Linked DNA regions of Homo sapiens: region 2 is linked to region 1. A link is a loop called in an ENCODE intact Hi-C map of the cell type or tissue named here. Cell type or tissue: CD14-positive monocyte. All regions are shown on one strand. Each heading gives the region's core, and the rest is flanking DNA. Links, peaks and the distances in the headings are about the cores only.

Region 1 (4,387 bases), core at 157-4,156:
TCCCAAACCCCAGAAAAACCCACTCTGATTTGGCCTTGAAAACCAGAACAGTGACCCTTGCTGGCAGCCAAATGTTTGCACCACAGGCTCTGACATCCAGGCGTCTTAGGGTTGTCTTAGACATCCAGACAGCAAGACAGGCAGTGGGCAGCAGACCAGAGGTGATTGAATGGCCAACTACACCCCATGTGAGAGCAAAGTCCATGAGGGATACCCCTCTCCCCAATTCTTCTGGGGCCTTCCCTCCCCATAACACTTCCATCTGCCCAGACAAGGGCTTCTGGTGCCAGGGGCAGCTCCCTTCTTATCCTTTATACTTGGCTGTTTGTGCAGACCACACAAAGATGAGTCATGCTGAAAGGCAGAACCTGCCCAGGGCTCCGTGAGTAATTTAGGCACTCACTCTACTTCTATTAAATCCCCTTCCCTTGAGGATATTAATGGGAAAGAAATCTGACTAAAGTAATTCACACTCAGGTGTAGCTGACTAATAGCACTATGCGGGTGGGGAGAGGTGGGGAGGATTACCTTTTAGGTGTCTTGCTAACCCCAGATAGAGGAAGAAATCTCAGGCAGTTGACCAACCCATGATATCAGCCCTGAAGGCAGCTTAAGAGAAAAGGCAGGGGGTTGCATTAGTTCCCCAACATCTCTGCCGGGAAAGGACCTCAAGATCCATTATGCATTTGTGAGGTTAATCACAGCATCATAGCTGCTCAGAGTCAGAAAGACCTCACAGGCCAGGCAGACCCCTGGGGTATGCAAATGTGTGCAAACTAACATCCAGATTGGCATTCATTATTCTGTGGTCACCAGCTGAGGGACTTCTGTGTGGAGCACAGCTACGCTGCTGGCAGGAGCCCTGATGTGGAGCAACAATATCCTACTGGAAATGCCCAGGGTGGCCTTGGAGAAACTCCAGAGGGGCACAGGGATTGGCCTGCTGGACCCAGCTCTGGAGGACCAGCCAGAGATGCACACACACTCACTCAAGATGAAGTGCAAGCCTGTGTGTTTTAGTAAAAGGCAAATCTGAAACCGCCTTTGCAAAAATCATAACTAAGGAAATTATGACAGTGAGAGAAACCTGACAGGGCTGACTCCATCTTGTCTCAAGCCTCACAAGTTGGCTCTCTTTGCTCATTCTTGGGCTTGGGCCAAGCTAACTCTGGGAGACATTTATAGTTTAAATAACAGCTCTTCCCAAAAGCTAACGTGTTCTTGTAAAACAAATAAAAGGCCACCAAGTTAGGATAAGAGGGGCTTGAATTCTAATTATTATCAGCTATTGTTCTGGAGGTCATAAGATTTACAACTTCTCCAATTACTCTTGAAGATAACATCACTGTTGTAGAACCTAACATTGGCCTTTTGAGATAACTTTTCAGTTTTTTGCATGTCTGGCAACCTGATGGCCCCAGCTGGACCTGCCAACCACTTCTGTGGCCCCCACCCAGGAACCGCCTCAGCATAAGAGGACAGCTTTGACTCCTTATGATTTCATCCCCAAGCCAACCAATCAGCACTCCTGACTCACTGTCCTCCTACCCACTAAATTATTCTTAAAAACACCGATCCCTGAATTCTCAGGGAGACTGATTTAAGTAATAATAAAACTCCAGTCTCCCGTACAGCCGGCTCTACATGAATTGAACTCTTTCTCTATTGCAACTCCCCTATCTTGATAAATTGGCTCTGTCTAGACAGCAGGCAAGATGAACCTGATGGGCAGTTACAAATCATGCAAAGATGATATGAAGCAAATTACAGGGGAATGACCACAAAACAATCACCATCTCTCCCTGCCTGGTAAGGGTCCTACAACCCTGACAGAGGCGGTATAGAGCGGCAAATCAGGGGGAAGGGATAGCCTCTCACCACACCCAAATGTCCTCCAGCACCATCCTCCTTGGTCTGTTGCCCAGCAGTGCTCTGGGCCAGATACCTGTGCTCGGCACTGAGGGGCACCCAGTGTGACTCAAGCAGAGTCTCTCCCCCAGAAGGGGTTACTGGAGCCACATGTCCAACCACCAGGTCAGGTGAGAACTGAAGCTCAGAACCTCCATGCCAGGATGGGTCTCCATCTGTCCATTATCCACTACTGTTGTGTAGACTGTGCAAAGATGAGTATCAGGCTGGGCGCCGTAGCTCATGCCTGCAATCCCAACACTTTGGGAGGCCAAGGTGGGTGAATCACTTGAGCCCAGGAGTTCAAGACCAGCCTGGGCAACAAGGAGAAACCCCACCTCTACAAAAAATACAGGCACACACAAAAAATTAGCAGGGTGTGGTGGCACGCACCTGTAGTCCCAGCAACTCAGGAGGCTGAGGTGGGAGGGTCTACTGAGCCTAGGAGGTTGAGGTTGCAGTGAGCTGTGATTGTGCCACTGCACTCCAGCCTAGGTGTCAAGATGAGACCCTGTCTCAAAAAAAAAAAAAAAAAAAAAAAGAAGAAAAGAAAAGAAAAGGAAAAGATGAGTAACAGCTCTCCAAGGCAGGGCTCACCCAGGGCCTCACAGATAACCACTCATGTTGAACAAACCTTGCCTCACCAGGCTCTTAAAAGTGAATTTCAACAGAGGGACAAGTGAATGGAATGAATAAATAAATATTTACCATGTAGTATGAGTCAGGCACAGCAAATAGGGTGTCTTGTTTACTCACAGTGGCCTTAGGAGGAAGGTATTAGCATCTCCAATGGACTATTGAGGAACTAAGACTCAAAAAGATTAAGTGCCTCACCACGTCACACAGCTAGAAATTGATATGACCTCCACATTCATGGAGAAGTGAGGGGAAGTGGAGGGAGCTAAGGTTAATGTGGGTGATGTCAGAGGTACTGGTGACTTGCAACTGCCCTCCCCCTCATCTGGCCCCTCCCACTTCCAGCATGCACTCTCTCACCCACCTCATGCCCCAGCACTCACACACAATTCATGCTGTAGAGCACAGTTGGGCAAGGCAAGTGGCAGCTTTGAGCTCCCTCTGGAAGGGGCAGGGGAGGGGGAAATCATGCCCTTAGAGGCCCCTCCCCAACCCCTCCCTCCCCACCCCCAATCTGCTGCAGCATCTGCCTCCCCAGTGTCAGCATCAAAGATTCATCAAAGCTGAAGCCCAGCAAAGTGTGTGCTTCACATCTCTAAATGTGCTTCTTCCCAATGAAAAATTCAGTGGAAAATGCAGGGAGTTAAAGAGGGGAGAAAAAAACAGATTTGAGAAGGAAACAGGGAAGGAAGAAGAGAAAAGAGAGCTGCCTCTGCACTGTGGTTCCACTGAATCCACCCACACTTACTGAGCATCTGCCTTATTTAGGGCACTGTACCAGGCACAGAGGTGCGACCGCCAAATACAGCCTCATAGGCTGCGCACTGCACAACTTTGGGGGAACCATTCCCAGAGATGCATTCTGGCTCCTGTCCAAATGGCGTGGGAGTCAGGAGGCCTGGGTGTCTGAGTCTGCTCCGCCACTCATTAGTCATCTAACATTCTTGAGTCTCAGATTTCTCACATCCAAGCCAGAGGTTCCAATACCCACCCCTCTCTTCTTCCAGTGCCCTGAGGAACATGTGCACAGGTTGTAAACTGTTGTGATAAAAAGAAAGTAGATAACTCATCCTACAGAGAAGCCCAAACAATGGGTTCAGGAAAAGAAGAGGAAGGGACCATTTCCAGTGGGGACAGTAGAGGGGGCTGCTTCCTGGAAGAGATCTTTGATCCCAGTTGTAAAGGATAAGGAGGAGTTCAGCAGACAAGCCACTGTGACAAATGAGCAGCTACTGCAGGTCCAGGCAGAGTGACAATGTGGGCAAACACCCAGATAGAGGAATGAACAACTTGGGCAGTGAAAGGGACTGTCTGGTTTGGCCCAGGAGGAGCTGGTGTAGGAAGTCCAACAGAAGGATGGACTTAGCTGATAATAAGATGAAAAAAGATTTTATCACTACAAGGAAGGCCTTGAGTGGCCTGCAGGTGTGGCAAGGAATCAGGAGATTGCTCGCCTCCACCTCTCATTGGTTTTGTCACTTTAGATGAGTCACAGCTTCCCTCAAACCTCAGTTTCCTCATCCATAAAATGAGGACATCAGACCAAGTGATCTGCAAGTTCCTCTTTTGGCTCATTTGGTCTGTACTTCTAGTTCTAAGAAGTTGTTCCGTTGGCCATGGGGGTATCCCAAGAAGCTCAGGTTGACAAGACTTACCCAGGGCTTCCTCATAGGGCACCCCCAACCCTACATCCTCATTTCAAATCAGTCTCTTGTTGCTGTGCTTTGGACAGAGGATCCTCCAAGTACATGTGAGTGAGCCTTCCTGGACGTGAGGCTTTACCTTCCTCTACAGTGGAGACTCAGCACAGCTCCCACCCCACCCGGCAGACAAGCCAGGAGCA
Region 2 (4,387 bases), core at 135-4,134, 370 kb before region 1:
AGTCCGGATGCCCCTGCCAACCTTAGGTCATTTCGTTTAGAATCTCCAGAAGGCAGAACCAGGTATAGGTATTTATGAAAGCTTCCCAGATGATTCCAATATGTAGACATATCTGAGAACTGCTGCTCTAGGGTGCATTGAGTTTCCCCCAGTAATAAAAAGTAACATCGTCTCAGCAACCATCGTGCAAGTGACTGCTCCTGAGTCAGATCCTCGGCTGGTGGCCCACCTGCCTCATCTTCAATTCCTGCCACTATCTGGTGGTTTTAACCCTGCTTTTCAGATGGGAAAGCTGAGCTTCAGAGTGGCAGGAACTTGCCCACTTCACTTAGCTAGACAGCAGCAGAGTCACGGTGTCCAGCCCGTTTCATCCCAATGTCCTCCTAGGTAGGACAGCCCTAGCTGGCTCTCTGTTTGGAGCATTCTTCTCCAACTTGCTTTGGTTTTCCTGTTCCCTTCTTCACAGTTGGCTTCCAGCAGCACCTTCCCCTTGTTGCCTACATACCTTTCTCTAACCCTGCCATGCCATTCTGGCATCTGCCCAGCCTGTTCTAGCATCAATTTCTTCATCTGTGAAATGGGGATGGCACCACCCACTGCGCAAGGCTTAAACAGGGCATGTAAAACACCTAGCCCAAGTGATCACCCTGGAGGTGGTGGCTTGTCCTCCCAGATCAAATCCTCCTCCAAACCCATGAGGAACTCTCTAAGTCAACCCCACCTCCGCCTGCTGCTCCTCTACCTCTGATTTGAATCTGCCTGGCACTGGGAATCTGGGTCACTCATCTTGCTGGGACTATGTGCAAACTAAGAGTAAATAGGCTCCAAGTAAAGGCCTGAAAGATGGCCCTTTCTGTGAGAAATGCATGTGAGCCTAGTGCATCATCTTTGGCAATTTGTCTTCACTGCATAGGACCCACGAGATGGCTGTGTAAATAAATCAGCTCACTTCTCAGCCTTTTGTATGCTCCTTGAGGGATCCTGAGGCACCGGGCACGCTGACGGAGCTTCATCATTATTTGCTGGCTGTCTATTTTGGAGATCGCCCCTGGTTGGTCACCCCATGATGTATAAGGAGGATGCAGTCCCCTCTAAAGTCAGCTCCTGCTGCTGCTCTGTCCTTACCTCCCCCATCTCTTCCCTCTCTGGCCAAATGCGGCTTCTCAGGAGCCTCTGAACTGGTCCCGAACATCCTCACCTTGATGCTTTTGTGTCAGCTTCCCCCATGCTCCCTCCTCTGTAAGCCCTGCCCTGCTTCCTTTCAGCAAACACTTCTTAAGAGCTTTTGTAGACAAGGAAGGTCAGTGGACCAAGCTCTGAGAGGGAAAGACAAGCCTTACCAGGACCCTTTCCTCAAAGAGCTTCTACCACAGTCCTGGCCTTTGGGTAAGGAGTCCAGTCTGTTCCATTATAGCATCGATTTCTTCATCTGTGAAATGGGGATGGGACCACCCACCTCATGAGGCTTAAAGTAAAGAGGGTGTGTAAAATACCTGGCCCAAATGATCACCCAGGACGTGGAGGCTCATCCTCCTAGAGACCAGACCAAACCCTCCTAGAAACCCACGGAGATCTCTATCAAGTCAACCCTGCCTCCCCTTCTGACTTCCTCTACCTCTGCTGTTGGGCTAAGACAGCTCCTATGAGATCAGTGAGGCTCAAATAAATGTCATTCCTCCCTGCCCAGCTCTTGGCAGGACGAGAAGTTTACATACTCCCTGGGTGGAGAGGTGGGGGTGGGTGCCAGAGCAGAGGAGGGGCTGGAAGAAGCACTGAGTTCCAGTATTTCTGTAGCTAGGTCTTCAGGAGATGACTCTTCACACCAGCCTTTGGTCCCAGCTCTCTGTGCCCTGGGCTCACCTGGACATACCTCTGCATGCCTTCGTCTGCTCTTCCCAGCCAGAGGTGGACTCTGTGAGAGGGAGCTCCCTCTTCCACCTCCAGTGGCTCCTGTAGGCCCAGCCCAAGAGCAGAGGGCCACTGTGTTCCCCCACTAGAGTCTGATTCTTTCGCCCACATTACCTCCAGCCTCTCTGAATACAGGCCTTGAGAGACCTGAGCATGTATGGGCTTCCGAATGCAAACAAGGAGTGAAGTATTTCAAAACCTGGTATTTCACCAGAAACGGCCCTTCAGAGGGGCCCAAAATACACAGCTCGGTGTTTGCACTTCAAAGAGTGGGAGGCCCAGTCAAGGCTCCAGGCAGCCAGGTCTTCCCTGTGTCAACAAGGGGAAGGAAAGCAGCTTGGCCCTGTCTGGGGCATCCTGAGAAAGGGGTTTTCCGACTGCAGCTGGAGAAGAAGGCAGGGCAGGGAAGGGCTGCCAATCCCCGGGGTGCTTCCTGCAGACGGCGTGGAGACCCAGGGGCTTTCTTGTGAGCTCACAGAGGAACCTTTTGGGGAATTCCCCAATGATAATGACAATAGTTCCCGGTTACTGCCTGTGATATGCTAAGCTCTTTCCATGGTTTTTCCCATTCATCCTGATGAGGCCGGCAGTACCAATCTTCCCATTTTGTAGATTTGAAAACTGAGGCTCAGAGAGGTTTGGATGACATGTAGGTTAATGGCAGAACTGGATTTCAGTGCAGGCCAGCCTGCTGCCAAGGCCTGTGCTCCTGATCAGCATGTAAAGCTCATCCCCTCTCCCTCTAAGGTCACTGAGCCCCATCAGGGTCTAGGCGCTGAAGATACTGAGAGAAACAAAGTACAACCCCTGTCTTCACTGAGCTGCCAGTTAAAAGGAGAACAGCCTCGGAGACCAGTGGCCACCATGTGAAAGTGAAAGTGCTTTGTCAGAGGCTTTCTGCACAGTCGTGGGAGTGGGAAAAGGAAGCACTTGCCTCTTCAGGGGCCCTATGGAAGAGGGGGCCAGCAAGCTAAATCTGGAGAGAAGAGATAGCATTTGCCAGGTGGGCAGAAGGGACAGCACCTGTGGCCAGCCAGACCCTGCAAGCTGTGTTTGTTGTGGTCACTGAGTGGGCCTGAGTGCCGCAAAGTGAACCACTCACTCTGAGGTCTAGGTGGGGCTGTGGAACTTGGAGGATTTTAAGGAGCAGGGAGAATGAGCTAGGCACTCTCAAAGGCTCAGGTAGATGTGGAGGGGGCATGGAGCAGACACAGATTAGCCTGTCCTGACCTCTCTTAGCACATCAGACCCCAAGAGGACCCCGGTGACAATTTCTCAAGACCTCATGACAGCAGTGTGGGTAATGATGACACAGTGGTGGTGTCTCAAATGCACCCAAAACTTATCAGTGTCACTGTTTTTGACAGATCCATCCTTAGCCCAGGCCCAAGATGCAGGCATTTTCACTCCCATGGGACCCACGAGAAGAGTGGAGTGGTTCCACATCAGGAGAATGGGACGCTTTGCGGTGTGAGCCGGGGGAGGCCCTTTTGCTTCCCTCTATGGAGCTCAATTTTTTCAGCAGAAAATGAAGTGGACAGGATGATCCCTGAATTCTGGCTTGAACAAAAGCTCCCGCGTGGCGCTGAAGGTGGAGGTGGTTCGGCTCAAGGAATCTACCCTGTGAGCATGAGGAGTTGAGACAAGCCTGGGCTAGGAGAAGGACACCAGCCCATGACCCAGGCTAAGCTCTGTCATGGGCAGGATGTATAACCACCACAAGTCATTTCACTGCTATAAAATAGAGATAATAATCCCTCTCCTGTTCACTTATGGGCTTACTGTGAACATCAAATGAAATAACAAGCACAGAAGTGTTTAAATTGTAAGGTATGGTGTCAAGTTGAATCATCTTCTGGTTCTTGAACCACAGGGACCATTTAACCCAATTTCCTCATATTCCAGAAGAGGAAACAGAAGTTCAGAGTGGCTGTGACTCGTCCAGTGTTCTCTGTGGCAGAACTGAGACCAGCTCCTAGATGCGATCTCTTCTCTTTAACCACCGCTGTGGCTGCTATGATTCAGAGACCTGACAACATTTTGTCATAGAAAAAAATTCAACCACCTCCCCGCCGCCACCCCCCACCCTGCTGACCCTTGGCATGGAGTATCTCTCTGCCTTCAAAAGAAAAGAAGAAACAAATTCCAAACCCCAAACCCCACTAACTGCAGAGCAGCTGCTTCTCAGGGAAAGCGGCCACCCGGAATGTAACGCGGCAGAAACCGGTCTCACTGCCTGCCACCAAGCAAACGTGGCCTGTTCTGATGGCTCAGTGGCCAATGTCTTCCTGTCACCAAGCTCCTCCAAATCGCGGGGGAGATTGTTTTGACATTTGATTAGCCACAGAGTGTAACTTGTGAGTGCTTGAGCAAGCCGACTCTCAAGCAATGGCATCGCTGAGTGCTTTAGCCTGTTAGAGATACCATGTATCAGGGAAAGCGATGGCGGGCAGGGCTCCAAGAGGGAAGATAAGTGGGC

Evidence for each region. A loop is a pair of places that touch in the nucleus more often than their neighbours do. Peaks named below come from ENCODE experiments on the same cell type or tissue, not always from the same donor. Only the 100,000 strongest peaks of a DNase experiment are listed, where the experiment ranks them.
Region 2: a loop joins it to region 1, with 4 times the contacts of the local background. A loop is called at or near these places in 2 of 110 quality-filtered maps.

What each region holds. Positions count from the first base shown.
Region 1 is chr15:70,505,381-70,509,767 of GRCh38, forward strand. LINC02205 (long intergenic non-protein coding RNA 2205) reads right to left here and starts at 548. Exons shown (of 2, transcript NR_146562.1): 1 at 529-548. RefSeq lists an enhancer at 437-486. In CD14-positive monocyte, for the core only: no CTCF peak of the experiment used is centred there; DNase peaks (open chromatin) are centred at 351, 2,651, 3,451 and 4,111; H3K27ac peaks cover 2,897 bases.
Region 2 is chr15:70,138,509-70,142,895 of GRCh38, forward strand. No RefSeq gene overlaps it. Among named protein-coding and RNA genes, the nearest start is that of TLE3, 43 kb to the left of the region's middle. RefSeq lists enhancers at 1,284-1,789, 2,294-2,797, 2,565-2,664. In CD14-positive monocyte, for the core only: no CTCF peak of the experiment used is centred there; DNase peaks (open chromatin) are centred at 2,313, 2,783, 3,203 and 3,853; H3K4me3 peaks cover 1,782 bases; H3K27ac peaks cover 2,570 bases.